Linked DNA regions of Homo sapiens: region 1 is linked to region 2. Evidence: read pairs that join two places in POLR2A ChIA-PET (ENCODE). Cell type or tissue: A673. All regions are shown on one strand. Links, peaks and the distances in the headings refer to the core of each region. The heading gives the core; the rest is flanking DNA. Region 1 overlaps ITFG1 (integrin alpha FG-GAP repeat containing 1). Region 2 overlaps NETO2 (neuropilin and tolloid like 2).

The links. ChIA-PET counts read pairs that join two places held together with the same protein. Peaks named below come from ENCODE experiments on the same cell type or tissue, not always from the same donor. Only the 100,000 strongest peaks of a DNase experiment are listed, where the experiment ranks them.
Region 1: POLR2A ChIA-PET joins it to region 2 with 6 read pairs; 2 of 35 experiments call an interaction of 5 or more read pairs at or near these places.

The regions. Positions count from the first base shown.
Region 1 is chr16:47,274,931-47,283,357 of GRCh38, forward strand. All of the region lies in intron 10 of ITFG1 (integrin alpha FG-GAP repeat containing 1), which reads right to left. ITFG1-AS2 (ITFG1 antisense RNA 2) reads left to right here. Exons shown (of 3, transcript XR_007065056.1): 1 at 1-8,427. Among named protein-coding and RNA genes, the nearest start is that of ITFG1-AS2, 6.2 kb to the left of the region's middle. In A673, for the core only: no CTCF peak of the experiment used is centred there; no DNase peak of the experiment used is centred there.
Region 2 is chr16:47,131,342-47,139,768 of GRCh38, forward strand. NETO2 (neuropilin and tolloid like 2) reads right to left here. Exons shown (of 9, transcript NM_018092.5): 2 at 628-684. Among named protein-coding and RNA genes, the nearest start is that of NETO2, 8.4 kb to the right of the region's middle. In A673, for the core only: a CTCF peak has its summit at 1,195; a DNase peak (open chromatin) is centred at 4,970.

The DNA of each region.
Region 1 (8,427 bases), core at 271-8,270, 140 kb after region 2:
ATTTCAAACTCTGTAGTATGTAAAGAATTGAAATATAATTCAAACTCTGTTCACTATGGGAAGAAGGGGAGGGAAGGAATTTCTAAGACTTATGAACAATAGAATTTTGAAAGTGTGGCTAACACAACCAGGGATTTTATCTGGTGAATTTTACATATCACATGTCTGTTATTTTTAATAGTTTCCTCTGCTTGGGTTCATGTTCATAAATCTTTTGCTAAATTTCCACATGTACCTGACATGTATGAATCTGTTATTCTACTCTGTTTAGCTGACATTGAATGTCTACTTCCTGAAAGGACCTGGAATAATATATTTTCTTTGGATTTGAGAATCCCAGTCCTCTCCTTTGTTATTATATTTCTTCAACTGCTGTTTTTGGATTATACAGGGCACTGTTTGTGAAATGTCACTTATGGGGCTAAATAATAATGCTATCAAGTAAATACACAATAATAGGTATTTATAAAATATAGCTATATAAAATACAGTACATTTTATATGAGAGAGTTGCATCACACAAGCATAGCTTCTCAAGCTAGTAAGATAAAAATCACGTACATGCTGGAGTTAATCCACACAGATTTAACGTTCTGAATCCAACTGCATGCTTGACATGCTGTAGGAGATCAATATATAATCTGTTTTTCACCAACTGTAGAGGTATAGTAAAAAGGCTAGAGAATTGTGTTTTCATATGTAATCTTCTCCATTTTATCTTACAATATATATTACTGTATATGTATAGGGAAGATGACACAAATCCATATATGTATATTTTAACTTGTGAGTGATTTAATGGATTTTAAAGAGTAATTCTGCCATTTTTAGACTGACTTTAAAACCTAATTTGTGATTCTGCCACATATCAAAATGCAAACAGTGATCATCTCTGGGTGATTTTTAAGCTTTTAAAATTTGTACTTCCTAAATTGCTATAATCTGTGATTAGAAGAATAAATAAAATAAAAAGTACTGTACTATATTTACATTCTATTAAGTCATACATGGTTCTGTTACATATTACAAAATAAACTCTTCTGAATAAAAAGAATGTATGGTCATGAACAAGTCAATGATACCAAATAACACCATGACTACTCAACACTGTAATGAAGGTCCTGGCCAATGCAATAAGACTAAAAAAGAAAGAAGAGATACAATACTTACATAGCAAGAGATCATTTTTATTTTCAAATGAAATAATTATCTATATAGGAAATCCAAGAGAATATGCCAATTATTAGAATAAGAAAATAGTCAGATTGATGAATATAAGATCCACATACCAAAATCAATAGCCTCCTTAAATTTCAATAATAGTCATTAGAAAAGTAATAGGAAAAAAAAATCTCATTCAATAACAATGAAATCTCTAAGTTTTAAAAAATAATCTAGCAAAAGCTGTGTCGGAGTTTTATGAAGATAATGGCAAAACATTACCAGGGGAAATGTAAAGACAATGTGAATAAATGTTATGGAATGGAAGATTCAACATCACAAATAGTTCCTCAAAAATTAATCTTTAAATAAAATGTAATCAAATCAATCAAGAAGTCAACAGAATTTTTTTTGGTCAAATAAGAAAAATTAATTCTAAATTCATGTGAAGGGACAAAGGGACAAGAATAGTCAAGACAATTCTGAAGACAAAATTACATGGGAAGGTATTTCCCTATCAGATATCAAACATTATTTTAGAGCTAGAATGATTAATACTATGTGGAATCAGTGCACAGACTGATAATTAAGGTAAGGCACCAAAATAGAAGGCACAGAAATAGGACCACACACACAGAGAAACTGGATACACACAAACGTGGCATTACAAGTCAGTGGGGAAAAATACACTACTCATTAAGCATGGGGACAACTGGTTATCCAAGAGAAATGAATTAAACTAGGTTCTTTTGATGCAATACACAAAAATAAAGTTTAGGTACATTAAAAGCCTACATATGAAAAGTAAAATTCTAAAACTTTTATGATAAAATACAGGAAAATATCTTTATGACCACAAGATAGATCATTATTACCTAAATAAGATCGAGAAAAGCTGAGATTGCAAACAAAATAACCTGTATTCATTCTGTGCACATCTGTAACATTAAGCTAGCTATAATTATCCCTATTCTCTCCCATTTTGTTTTGTCACATGAGAAGAGCCTACTGAATACCACTGAGTTATCATTACTATTGTGGCAGCTTATACACAATTACATGTAAAAATGTACTAGATTATAATTTTAACTGAGCTATATAGCTCATCAAAAACATTATATTATCTTAAAATCAGTTTGCTTGTTTTATTGGAAATATAATCCATGCATTTTAATTTCCCAAATTGTAAAAATTAAATACAATTGTCCCTAGGTATACACATGAGATTGGTTCCAGGACCAGCCCCCAGTACCCATACCCAAATCCACACATACTGAAGTCCATAGTCAGCCCTTTGGGGTCCGATGCCATAGGAAATATGTACAAGGGTTTGCATCCCACGAATACTATATTTTCCATCTGTGTTTGGTAGTGGATGCAGAATCCACAGGTAAGGAGAGCTGACTGTATTTATTGAAAAAATTCCACATAAGTGCATCAGCAGAGTTCAAACTGGTACTTTTCAGTGGTCAACTGTATAAGAATATATTTACAATATGGCAGTGAACACAGTACCTTGAAACTTCAAAAGAAAATTAGATATGACCATTTCAACATGCAATATAGTAAGAACTATTCACGTTTGGCTACTAAGGAATTGAAATGTGGCTATTCTGAATTCAGATGTGCTTTAGTGTAAACTACAGAGTGGATTTTGAAGAAGTAGTATGTACGCACAAAAAATACATACTACAACAACACAACTGTGTTTTGAAGAATATGCTACTAAATTTCTTATTCTGTAAGGAGATGGCTGTGTGTGATATGCCAGCACATACACTTATTTCAGCTATTATATTTGGGAGAGACAAGCTTATGTCCCAGTTCAAGCTCAGAATTGCCCATAATCAGAACAAATATCTTGCGCAAACAGATAACCTTTAAAGTATATCACAAAATTATATATAAAATATAAGGCAGAATAAATTTGTTTCAGCATTAAACCAATTATTTATTCACATATCTACCTGTGTTCCCTCATACTCCTATTGTCTAAAGGGGAGATTAAGTTTATATCTGTTCATTGGTCTTGAGGTCTGCTTCCAGTCTTTATTTAAAGCAGTCTTACTTAACGGAGATTACAAATGGAGATTTTGTGTATAGAAGTGTCAGTGTTTAACATGTTTTCATGTAAATAGAACAGACATAAAGAATAGTGGTGGAGTCGAGGAGAACACAAGTCACAGGGGTCTCAGTTGTATCAGAATAATCTGAACAAATATGACCAAAAGTGAAGATTTCTCAGAATGGTGGTGATTTGAAAGGTGATTGGAAGACGCCATTTACAAATGGAGTTTCTTTCCAGGCACTGGGACTAGGGCTGAGTCAGTCTAGGGCAGGAACAGAAGGGGCGGCTGCTGCTACCTCGCTCCACATTTCAGATGGTAGAGCATTATGCACAAGTGTCCATGGTCCAGGCAGTATGCAAGAGAGATGAGAAAGCATGCGAGGCAGGCCGACTTGTTTCTGCTCTTTCTATTCCTGCCTGGACCAGCAATTTCACTGCTATTCTGTGACAGATCTGTCACACACAGGCTTAGATAAAAAATATTTCTGTATAGAAAAAAAAGTTGTGAAAGTGATATTTTTGAACTTCTAATGCTGTTACTCTAGGGAAAAGCCAGTAGTGGCAATGGGGAGGAAGGGAGAGACTTACCATATGTGAAGGGAAAATAACTCAGCAACTGGAGTGGAAATGATTATTATCAGCTAATAGGAATTATGTCAACCTAAATATTACTCACTGACAGCACAGCTATGTACAATTTATGATAAGGGAATAACTTAAGCAATGGTGAATACTTATGAAAGACTTGAAATTCTTACATTTCTTCTGCATTCAAAGTTTAACATTCATAAAAAATTAGGAACCAAGTTACATTCTGAATCTTCCTATTTTTTTTTATTTTTGAGTTTAGAGTTTTTTTATATATTGTGAATACAAATCCTTTGTGAATGAGATTTGCAATTATTATTTCTCCTAGTCTGTGGCTTGTTTTTTCATCCTCTTTGCAATGTCTTTTGTGAAGTAAAGGTCTGAATTTTGATAAAGGTCAACTTATCAGCCTTTCTCTTTCGTTGACTGTGTTTCTGGTGTCATGGCTAAGAGCTCTTCAACTAACTCAATCTAGGTCACAAAGACTTTCTATGTCTTCTAAAGGTTTCATCATTTTATGTTTTACATTTAAGCTTGTAATCTATTTTGAGTTAGTTTTTGTGTAAGATATGATGTTTAGTCAAGGTTTTTTTTTCCCTGCTAGGGATGCCCAGTTTTTCCAATACCATCTGTTATAAAGACTATCTTTTCTCCATTGAAAAAGAGACTACACTTCTCTTAAACACCGTTAGCTGTACTAGTAAGCTGTACTTGTTTGGCAGTCTAAGTTATTCCACTGATCTATGTGTCTACTGCCTTGCCAATACCACACTGTCTTGATTATTGTAGCTATATAGTAAAATCCTTAACTTAGGGAGTGTGATTTCTCCAATTTTATATTCTTTTTCAAAACTGATTTAGCTATTTTGGTTCCTTTGTCTTTTCATATAAATTATAGAATCAATTTGTCTGTATCTACAAAAAAACTCTACTGCGATTTTGATAGGAATGACAATAACTCTACATATTGAGAGAAATGATATTTTTGGATGTTGAGTCTTCCAGTGCCTGAATATGGTATGTCTCACCAATGGTCTTCTTTGATTTCTTTCATCAGCATTTTGGAGTTAATGACATATAGATACTTAATATGTTTCATTTATACTTAAGTATTTTGTTTCTTAATGCTGCTTTAAATTGGATTGTATTGATTTCTATTTCTAGTTGTTCATTGCTAATATATAGAAATAAGAGTGATTCTTGTGTATTGATCTTGTATCCTGCCACTATCTTAAATTCACTTAATAGTTACATGAGGTTTTTTTTCCCTAATTCTTTCAAATTTTCTACACCAACAATCATGTCACCTCAATAGGGGAAGTCTGACCTCTTTCTTTACAATTTGTATGTCTTTTATTTCTTATTCTTGCTTTACTGCACTGGGTAAGACTTCCAGTACTAGGTTCAATGGGAGTAGAGAGAGAACACAAACTTGCCTTATTCTCAGTATTAGAGAAAAGCATTACTTTTACTTTCACCATTAATTATAAGGTTGGCTGTAGATTTTTTTATAATTCTTTATCAAGTTGATGACGTTCCCTTGTATTCCCATATTTCTGAGAGGTTTTATCATGAATGCATTGAATTTTGTTAAATGATTTTTCTACATGAACTGATATGCTTATTCCTTTATTTAAAATAGTAAATGGAGGAATAAAATGATTTTTAAATATTAAATAACTGTACATCCCTGGAATAAAGCCCACTTGGTTGTGGTGTATTATTTTTGATATATTGCTGGGATTCTTTGGTATAATGGGAAATATATATTTGGTCTTGGTCCCCAGTTCCTGGCATGGAGCTCCTAAATGGAATTTCCTGAGCAATAGGAGCATCTTTTGTTACTCATAACAGGCCCTTCCAATTATCTGAGTTTATGCTAATGAGATGAGCTATCTCATCTATCTTGAGTTTATGCTAAGGCCCTTAGATAGCTTCAGGATGAGGCCTTTCACCAGAAACAACAATCTTTGATCAGAGGGTTGGAACTTTCAGTCTCACCCCCTAATCGTCCCAGAAAAGAGAGGAGGAGCAGCTTGAGTCCAACGACCAATGGCCAATGACTGAATCAATCATGCCTACGTAATGAAGCCTCCCTAAAAACCTCTAAACGACAGGATTTGGTGAATACATCCAGTTGTGAGGGTGGGACACTCTAACTCCATGGGGACAAAAAAGGCCATGCTTGTGACCCTTGTGACCTTACCCTAATGTACCTCTTCATTTTGCTGTTCACTTGCTTCTTTTAGAATAAACTACAATAGAATGTATAGCATTTTCCAGAGTTTGGTGAGTCTTACTAGCACATTATTGAACATGGGGAGGAATGAGGACTCCTGAATTTGTAGCCAAGTTGGAGAGAAATCTGGGTATCCTGGGGACTGGAGCTTGAGATCGGGATATGAAGTCAAGGCAGTCTTGTGGAACAGAATCCTTAACAAATGTAGAGTTGCACACTTACTCTGGGAATTTGGTGTCAGTGGCTTGGATCACTGGGCACACAAGTGGTACTGGAGAATCAGAGATTCAATGTGCTAATTTGTTGTTGGGTAATTTTTCATCTCTGTTCATGAAGTATTAGTCTGTAGTTTTCTTTTTTTGTACTGTTTTTGCCTGGTTTGGCATTAAGGTTAACATCAGCCTCCTAAATTTAGTTGAATTGAGAAGTGTCCCTTAGTCTTCTATTTTCTGGAAGAGCTTATGTAGAACTGGAATTATTTAAAGGTTTCGTAGAATTTGTTAGTGAAACTATCTGGGCCTGGAGATTTCTTTTTCAGAAGGTTGTGGTTAAAGTTTTAATCTCTTTAATAGTTATACAATGGTTCCTATGATCTATTTCACTTTGAATGAATTTTGATAGTGTGTGGTTTTCAAGGAATTGTTAAATTAAGTCAAAGTTGTCAATTTATGCATGGAGGGTTGTTCATTGCAACAACACTAATCCTTTAAGCATCTGAACATCTGTAGTAAAATCTTCTGTTTCATTTTTGTTATTGTTTAAAAACTAACAATCCTCTCTTTTTTTTTGTCAGTCTTGTTAGAGGTTTAACGATTTTGTTGATATTTTCCAAAAACCAGCTTTTGATTTGCCTTTGTTATTTTTCTGTTTTTACTATTTATTTATTTTTATAGATTTAAGGGCTACAAGTGCAGTTTTGTTACATGGACATATTATGTAGTGATGAAGTCTGGGCTTTTAGTATACAATAGTATATACTGTACTCATTAAATAATTTCTCATCCCTCACATCCCCTCAGCTTCATGGGTACAATATATACTATTTGTATACATAGTTAATAGTTATACAATGTAATAATTTCTCATCCCTCACATCCCCTCAGCCTCATGGGTACAATATATCCTATTGTACCCACGTACAGTACAGTAGTATATATTGTACCCATGAGGCTGAGCGGGTATGAGGGATGAGAAATTACTACATTGGTACAATATATACTACTGTACCCATGAGTTGTACCCATTAAGTAATTTCTCATCCCTTACACCCCCTCAGCCTTGCGAGTCTTCACTATTACTCCATCCTCTATGTCCATGTGTACATATTATTTAGCTTGTATTCACAAGTGAGAACATGCAGTATTTGACTTTGTTTCTGAGTTATTTCACTTAAGACAGTTCCAGCCATGTTGCTGCAAAAGACACGATTTCATTCTTTTTTATAGATGAGTCGTATTCCATGGTGTATATGTATATGATATATATATTTTTTTATCCAATCATCTGTTGATGGGGAACTTAGGTTGATTCCATAGCTTTGCTACTATGAATAGTGCTGCAAAAAACATATGAGTACAGGTATCCTTTTGGTATAATGATTTCTTTGCCTTTGGTTAAGTACCCAGTAGTAGGATTGCTACGTCAAATGGTAATTCTATTTTTAGTTCTTTGAGGAATCTCCATACTGTTTTCCACAGAGGTTGTATTAATTTTCATTCCCAATGACAGCAAATAAGTGGCCCCTTTTCTCCACATCCTCGCCAACATGTTGTTTTTTGACTTAACAGCTGTTCTGACTGGTGAAAGATGGTATATTTCATTGTGGTTTTAATTCTTATTTCTCTGATGACTAGTAATGTTGAATATTTTTTCATGCTTGTCAGTCACTTGTATGTCTTTGTCTGAAAAATGTTTGTTCATGTCCTTTGCCCAGTTTTTAATGGGGTTGCTTTTTTTTCTTGCTGAGTTGAATTCCTTGTAGATTCTGGATATTAACCCTTTGTCAGATGTTCAGTTTGCAAATATTTTCTCCCATTCTGTAGGCTGTCTGCTTACTCTGTTCATTATTTATTTTGCTATGTAGATAAGCCTTTTAGTTTAATTGAGTTCCATGTATCTATTTTTGTTTTTATTGTGTTTGCTTTTGAGGACTTATTCATAAAGTCTCCCTAGGCCAATGTCTAGAAGAGTTTTTCCTAGGTTTTCTTCCAGGATTTTTATAGTTTCAGGTCTTACATTTAAGATTTTAATCCACCTTGAGTTAATTTTTGTATATGGTGAGAGACAGGGGTCCAGTTTAATTTTTCTGCATATGGCTAGCCAATTTTCCCAGCATCATTCTTTGAAGAGACTGTCCTCTCCCCATTGTGTA
Region 2 (8,427 bases), core at 237-8,236:
AAGGAAGGGAAATACCAAAAGAATCAGCTAAGAGTGATTATTTCCATGGAGCAGGAAGTTAAGTAGGGCAAGATGGGGAACTCATTTTTCCTAATTAACTTTTTAGGAATGCTTTGATTTTTATCATGTGTATGTATTACTTAGATGAAAATAAAAAACAAACAACATTACACTGGAAATGTACTAAATTCAGACATAAAAATCTGGCTAAAAAAAATCACACTAGCTAATCATCAAACATAAATCAAGACAAAAGAACAGAACCAAAGGACTTTGAATAAGATATTAATTGAAGTGTTTCATTTGTTTAAATTAGAAAAAGGGACTTTTATTTTTGCTTAGTGATAAAATATAAATCTCCTTTAATTTTTGGACATAATCCACAGTATGCTAGGAGCTACTAGTGATGTCAATTTTAAAAATTTATCAGGGCAAGACTTTATGCTGACAATTTAGTTAACTGCAGCTAAACTCAGTTAAATTGAGGCTGATGGGTTGACAGAAAGCCTTAGGTCACTGGAACACCCCAAAGGGATTATGAAAATAGTACCCAAAAGTTGCAATCCTTTCAAATAAGCCAGTCCATTGTCTTAAACATGCAGTAAGTCACCAATGTAAGTACTTTACCTTGGGTTTTTTGGGCCACGGCAATCCCTTCCACTACCAGTACTGTTATTAACAACACTAGAGAAATAACAGAGAAGAAAAGTTATGAAATTGAATCTATACTACATTTTACTAAGTCAATAAATAAAATTGGATGACAAAAAAAGATTAACTAAAATCACTATTTATTACTCAAAATTCACTCTCAAGATCTTTAAGCATTAAATGTTATGTTCTGATTTGCTACCTAACCCTTAAGATAACCCAAGAAAAGACAAGTGGTTTTGTACTCATTTATAAGCATTTAATAATACATGGCATTGAAAGCATTTTTCAACTTAATAGTTTTGTTTAAAAAAAAAAAAACACTTGTTTTTTGCAACAGACCTTGCTCATCCTAACTATTCCTCTATTTACTGTAGTCCATCTCAAAGTTTACATGCAGTATAGCTGGCTCTGCAGTGTGCTATGGCAGTGAAAGTTCAATTAGATTATATCTGTTTTCTGAGAACATTCTTAATCAAGACAGAAGTAAGGGGGCAGCAGTCTCCTAGAAATCAATTCAAACTGTCTTATCATTGTGCAGTACTATGCTGTGCTCTGTGCTACAAAGGCTAGCCATATTTAACACTGAAGCTTTTTTCCATGTTGAACATTTCTGAGACCCAATCAACAACATATTGAATTGTTTTGTGTATGTGGTTTGAAGATTTAAAGAAACATTTTCATGGATGCTGCACTCTCCCTTTCAAAGGAAACCACACTGCCAGCCTGTCCCGAACTACTGCGTGAACTGGAGTTATTCATTCAGTGAATAGGCACTTACAGAGTATCCACTGAAGAGCGGGCACCAAGGATGCACAGGTGTGGAGAGAGAAATCGAGCAAAATGGTTAAGAGTATGGACTTAAGGAGTTTCATGAATCTAGGCTAGGGTTCAAGTTTTGCCTTCTACCAGCTGTGAGGCCTTTTCAGCTCAGTTTACTTATTTGTAAAATGGAGATGACGTATAAATAGGTCAACCTCATTGGTGGTTGTGAAGATTAAATGAGATAATGTATATAGTATTTTTATGTGCCAGACATTCTGCTAAATAAATGATGGATATTAGGACAAACCAGCATCCACAAGGAATCAATGTATTGTTGAATCTACAATACAAGGTGAAACGGAGTTTAACAGGAGATATGCAGAAGGCATAATGGAAGCAGAAGGTCCATTCTGCTGGGGGTTAAGGGAAATAGAATGAGGAAAACTCCCAAAAAAGAAGGCATACTCTGGTTGGACCTTACAGTCCTTGAGCCCAGGAAAAGGAGAAAGAAACAGCTTAAATAAGAACATGGAGGGCAGGGCGCTGGTGGCTCATGCCTGCAAATCCCAACACCTTGGGAGGCTGAGGCGAGAGGATTGCTTGAGCCCAGGAGTTCCAGAGGCCCTGTCTCTACGGAAAAAAAAAAAAAAATTAGCCAGGCATGGTGGCATGTGCCTATAGTCCTAGCCACTTGGGAGGCTGAGGCAGGAGGATCACTAGTGCCCAGGAGTTAAGAGGCTGCAGTGAGCCATGATCGTGCCACTGCACTACTGCCTGGGCGAAAGAGTGAGACCATGCCTCAATAACATAAAGTAACATAAAATAACATAACATAAAATGACATAACATAAAATAAAATAAAATAAAATAAAATAAAATAAAATAAAATAAAATAAAATAAAATAAAAACATGGAGGCATGAGCTCTAACCTACAGCAGGTTTTAGGGAACTCTGAGTAATACAGTGTGGTTGGCAAGTGGAAGGCTACAGCAGTATAGTAGGTTAGAGAAAAGTTGGGTGAGATCTGATTGTAACAAGTTTTGAATGGCATGCTAAAAAGTGTGGACTTCTAACTATAATGAGAAGCCCTTGTAGGTTTTTAAACAAGTGTATGACATTATCACTTCTGTGTTTTAGACCAATAATCCTAATGGTTGTGTGGGGTCTATACTTTTAATGAGAAGAGAGAAGATTAGGAAGGAAAGGTGATCATGTTTGCATTACCATCTTTGAAGCAGAGTGGTAGCAGTGGAAAGGGAAAGGAGGAGAAACTAATGACATGGTTCAGGTGTAGAGTCAAGTGCAACTTACAGGACGTGAGGGGTGAGGGAGGTGGAGGCACTGGAGTCTGCTAGTGCAAGTGGTTGGTAGACAGTTACCACTGTTCACTCAATAGCACGTACTGGGTGTCTACTACCAAAGTCACCAACGTAGAAATGGTTAAGAGGTAGCTCTTGTTATTCAGTTCGTATCTTAAAATCTAATTCTTTGACCTCTTCATCCTTGGTTTCTTGCATCCTTGCTGACCTCTGTGTCTCCTCTGTCTTTTCTCAATAACGTTAATTTCCCCCTTCCCTTTTTTTGGTTGATGGTAGTGTTGAAGATCTCACGTTATGCTGAGATCTTGAACTCTTCACATCTTTACACTGGATCTGATTAGAAGAATGGAGTTTTGAAACATTTTTTAATACAGAAGATTTATGATCAAAAAGAAAAGTCAGGTAATAGTAGGTATTTGATAATTCAGCAAATAACCCAACCATTTGTGTCAATTTATCTCATTAGTAGACACTATCTCCCCAGGCATATCATTCAGATCATATGCCACTGGTCAATATTTCGTGCGCAGTATACCATTCCTCCTTAATCACAGGTGTAACTATTTACCAGTTTGACATTTACAAATCCATCTATAAGCAAATAACCACACAAAGCCAGCAGACAGGGCATGTAAGAGGCCAATAAACTGAAGGCAAGACAGCAACGGCAACTATGGCAAAGGGATGAACTGTGCCAGCACAATTACGGTATACAATGACCAATAAAAATGTGCTTGTATAAAATAACTGCTTTATGAAATTTGCACAGAATACACAAGTAAGGCAGAACAATCATACTGAAAATAAAGTTGCAAGGCCAAATAGCCTATTATATTCTTTTCAACTTTATTTAGAGGGCTGCACAGTTTTCTTTTTTTCTCAAGTAATTACTAGCTATTCACAACTCAATCGACCAAATGAGCTGTGCCACTAAATATAAAAACGACGTATAAAGAATAGGGCGAATCTGCACAGCAATTAGGGATAGAAAGATGTACTGATACAGTTTTTGGTAATACAGTTGTGACTATTAATCCATTCTAAATTCTGTATCATTATAAACACAGTTTCCTGAGTTGTATAACAAGGTCTTTGTACACTGCTTGAGTTATAATCAGGCTGAGATATTAAAACAAATTCCATTAATGCTAAACCCTGCAATTATTTAGCACATGAAGCAGTTCTGTGGTTCTTTGTTCTGTCTTTATTCCCAATCTAGGTGCCACTGTTTCCTCTTACCAAAAGGATCAATTATATCTCAAATACAGGAAGACCTCACACTTTGAATTCAATGATAATGTATATAGGAAGGCGCTAATTCTATAAGGCAGAAATCTACACAAAAATAATTCTAAACTCTTTAACCATGCAATTTGATTGTACAGAGAACTGCTTGTGATTTGATGCTTGAAAAAGGTAATGTCCACCATTTATGATGTTACTCCTGGTTCTAGAGTTGAATTTAGTCTTATTTAGTCAGACCTGTGTACAGATCTGACCTAAAATGAAGTCACTCAGATGATAAAAGACAGGTGCTATTCAGGCTGTTAAACAATCCTCAAAGCCACTCCCTTTATTCCTCCTCTTTTTACCCTGAATCACTGTCATTTTAGCTCTAAGCAGACAATTCTGTTCCTAGGCCTTCCAATTTTAAGGCCTACTTTCCACTGTAAAAAATAAAAAAAAAAAGGTCAAATTTATTCTTTTCACTATTACTTAATAGTGGCAATTCTAGTGAATGCAATAAATACTGGAAAGAAGACAAAATTATTATTTATAGATTTCAATGTTATTGAAAACCTAAAAACCTCAAGAGAATTATTTGAAAAATTATTACACCTATTAAGGGAAGAAAGTAAAACTAAAATAAATAAACAATAAATATACTGAATAAAACAGAGCAGTAACATGTTTCTGAGCAGTAAAATAATGCTGCAAAGATAATGAGTCTTTCCAATAGGCCATACATTTAATATTTTAATCAAACTCTTAGTGGGTCCTGTTTTTGGACTTAACAAAACGTTTCTGATGCTCATCTTGAAGACTTTGTTATACTGGCCAAAGAAAATTTAGAAATCACATAGAATAAATAAAAACAATATATGATATATTTATTGTAAAGCTACAGTAATTAAAAAATGTAGCAATGACATAGGAAGAAACAGATGATCTGTTAAATACATGCAGGAACCCATTGTCTAACAGGTAGTGAGTCACTTCCTGGTGGCAATGAACCAAACAGACAAGGTCCTTATTCTCCAGCACCTTACAGATAACAAAATGGAAAAAAATTAAAAGCTCAGAAATAGATATATATATCCAAGAATTAATTTTTATTTATTGACTGATTGAGACAGTCTCACTCTGTCGCCTATGCTGGAGTGCAGTGGCGTGATTTTGGCTCACTTAACCTCTGCTTCTGGGTTCAAGCAATTCTCGTACCTCAGTTTCCTGAGTAGCTGGGACTACAGGCATGCGCCACCACGGCCAGCTCATTTTTTCTATTTTAGTAGAGACGGGGTTTCACTGTGTTGGCCAGGCTGGTCTCAAACTCCTGGCCTCAAATGATCTGCCCGCCTCAGCCTCCCAAAGTGCTGAGATTACAGGCATGAGTCACCACACCCAGCCCCAAGAATTTATTATGATATACATGGTATTTGAAATCCTTGGTGAAAGGATGGATTTAATAAATGGTTCTGGGATAACATATTAATTCTTTGAAATAAAAATAGATCTCGCCTTCAAGCTAAAAACAAAAAATAAATACTAGATTGGGAAAAAAAAGGTGAATTATGTATATATTTTGAGGTGAAGAGCACCTTCATTTACTAACGACAGACACATAAATAAAAACTAATAATAAATGGGGGAAAAAAGATTAGACCATCATAAAAATGTGCCAAAACCCAAAAATTCAGCCTTACAAACATACAAACATACATACATATATACATGTACAGATTCTAGTGTTGGTCAGGCTATAGGAAACTGACATACTCATATAATGCCACTGGATTACAAACTGGCACAACTTTTTGGAGGTTAATCTGGTAGAATATATTAAGGCTCAAAAATGTGCAAATCCCACCAGCATTTCTACTTCCAGGTGTGGGAACTGAATCACTGTGACCGTGGTCCTCAAACTTTAATGTGCATCATAATCACCTTGGGTTTATTAACTCACAGATGGGAGTACTTTCAGAGACTCTGATCCACTGGGTCTGAGGCAGGGCTTGAGAATCTGCCTTTTAACAAATTCTCTAGGGATGCAGAAGCTGCTGGAGCTGGGACCACACTGTGAGTACCACTGCAACAGGAGCATGGCAGATTACTGAAAGCAACAGTGAGAGGTGGCCTTTTCCCTCCTTTGGTAGTGGCAGGAGACATGTTTGGACCAATATGGATTGGGCAGGGCAGGGGTGGGCGAAAAGGAGTTGAGTCGATTTTGGAAACGTTGAACTTGAGGTGAAGGCTCTACTATCTATTCTTATAAGGGCTCCAACAAATACTTCTTGTTTCTGAACATCTGCACTTGCCAGGGACCTTGGACCTCTTTGCTTCCATGAAAGTACATTTTCTAAAACCTGCTTTCTCCAGGAACCCTTTCCAGATTAATTTTACTTGACTGCATTCAGACTTTTCACTTCTGATCATTCAACAGCTCTCCATCTGTTTTTTAATTTTTTTGTTCTTATACTGATTTTGCACACTTCTATGTTAGCATTAGGTTTGGCATGAGTAACAGAAATACCTAAACTAACAGTTTAAAACAAGATAGAAATACATTGCTCTGTCATGCGAACAAGCTGGACATAGGGAGTCAAGCATCAGAGTGAAGGCTCTATAAATACCAGGACCTGGGTTCCTTCTGTCTCACTACCCAGCTGTGAGAGGCTCATTTCCAAGGTCACCCTATGGTCCAGTATGAGGCTGGAGTGCCAGCTATTCTATCTTCATTATAGCTCCCATGTCTGCATTCTAGTTATCAAGAATGATGACTTGATAAAGGGCATTCTCTCTTTCTTTAAAAACACTTGCCCAGGGCCAGGCGCGGTGACTCACGCCTGTAATCCCAGCACTTTGCGAGGCTGAGGTGGGCGGGTCATGAGGTCAGAAGTTCAAGACCAGCCTGAACAATATGGTGAAACCCCGTCTCTAATAAAAATACAAAAATTAGCCGGGCATGGTGGCACACGCCTGTAGTCCCAGCTACTGGGGAGGCTGAGGCAGGAGAATCGCTTGAACCTGGGAGGCAGAGGTTGTGGTGCGCCAAGATCGTGCCACTGCACTCCAGCCTGGGTGACAGAGCAAGACTCCATCTCAAACAAAACAAAACAAAAACACTTGCCCATAATCTACAATGATTTCAAAATAAAAGTTTAAACAACAAAAACAACAATTCCCCTAAGTTGCACACATCATTTTCTACTTATATCTAACTGGCTAGACTTAGTCACATGGTCACCTAAACCAACAGGAAACTGGTAAATAGTCTTCATTTTGGGGAACTGTGCGCTCAGTTAAATTCAGAGAATTACTGACAAATAGTTAAATGGACATTTCTAGACAACTGGAAGTTTCTGCCACAGTCCCTATAGTGTATTATGTACACAGCAGCCAGTGACCTTTTCAAAATACAAATCAGATCACATCACAGCCTTGCTTAAAATCTTCCAGTAGAGTCCCATTATAGTTAGAACAACTCTGTGCCCCTTACTCTGACTTCGGAGGTACTATGTGACCTGGAGCCTGCGTGTCTCTCTGGCCTTCCGAGCGCTCTCTACTAGAACACAGGCCGCCTTCCCATCACTCAAAACACATCAAGCTAATTCTTGCCTCAGGAACCAGCTGTGCCTTCGGCCTAGAATCTCTTTGGCTGATTCCTTCCTGTTGTTCAGGTCTTGTGAGGCTTTCCCAATTTCTAAATAAGCGCTACATTTTCTCCTTCATTTTGCTTTACTTCATTATTATATTACCTGGTATTTTGAGTCTTGTTGGTTGTCTGTCTCTTCTCACTAGAAAGAAGGGCCTTGTCTGTCTGATTCACTGATGCATCTCCACAGCCTAAAAGACTGTCTGGCCTCAACAGTATTCAATACAGACACGATGAACACATGGGGGTGACTGAGCGCGACTCCAGTGCATCTTCTTTGTAACCGCAAACACATAGCACAGTAACTGACAGGCACACATCTTGGATGAACAAACAGTAGCCACACATGTGACCTTGCTTTTTTAAATGCGAGCACAAATCAGGGGATGGGAAAAGAACTGAGATTCCCCCCCACCCTCCTGAGATACCCTGCCACCACTGTTATTTTCCTCAAGCTGGCTCAATTTACCTTTGTTAGTAATTAAGTGTGTCTCTTTCTACATCTTCCTGTGTTAAGCAACTCAGTGGTAAACATAAAGCTTTTAAAATCCAACACAGAGAACCACCTACCTGGTCTCTCTGCTCATTACCATTTCCTATAATGACAGCAGAACAGAGTTCAATTAGAGTCCACATACTATTTGACATGGCAGTCACTTGTTTTTGATAAACTATGTTCCAAAGAACAAAAAAAGTACCCAAATTTAATCAAACTCAATCATACTTTACTAGTTAAGAACAAAGATGGATGGTGAACTTTGGGATCACTCCAGCCTACATATGCTAATGACATGCCAATCACTTTAGTAAGAAAGAGT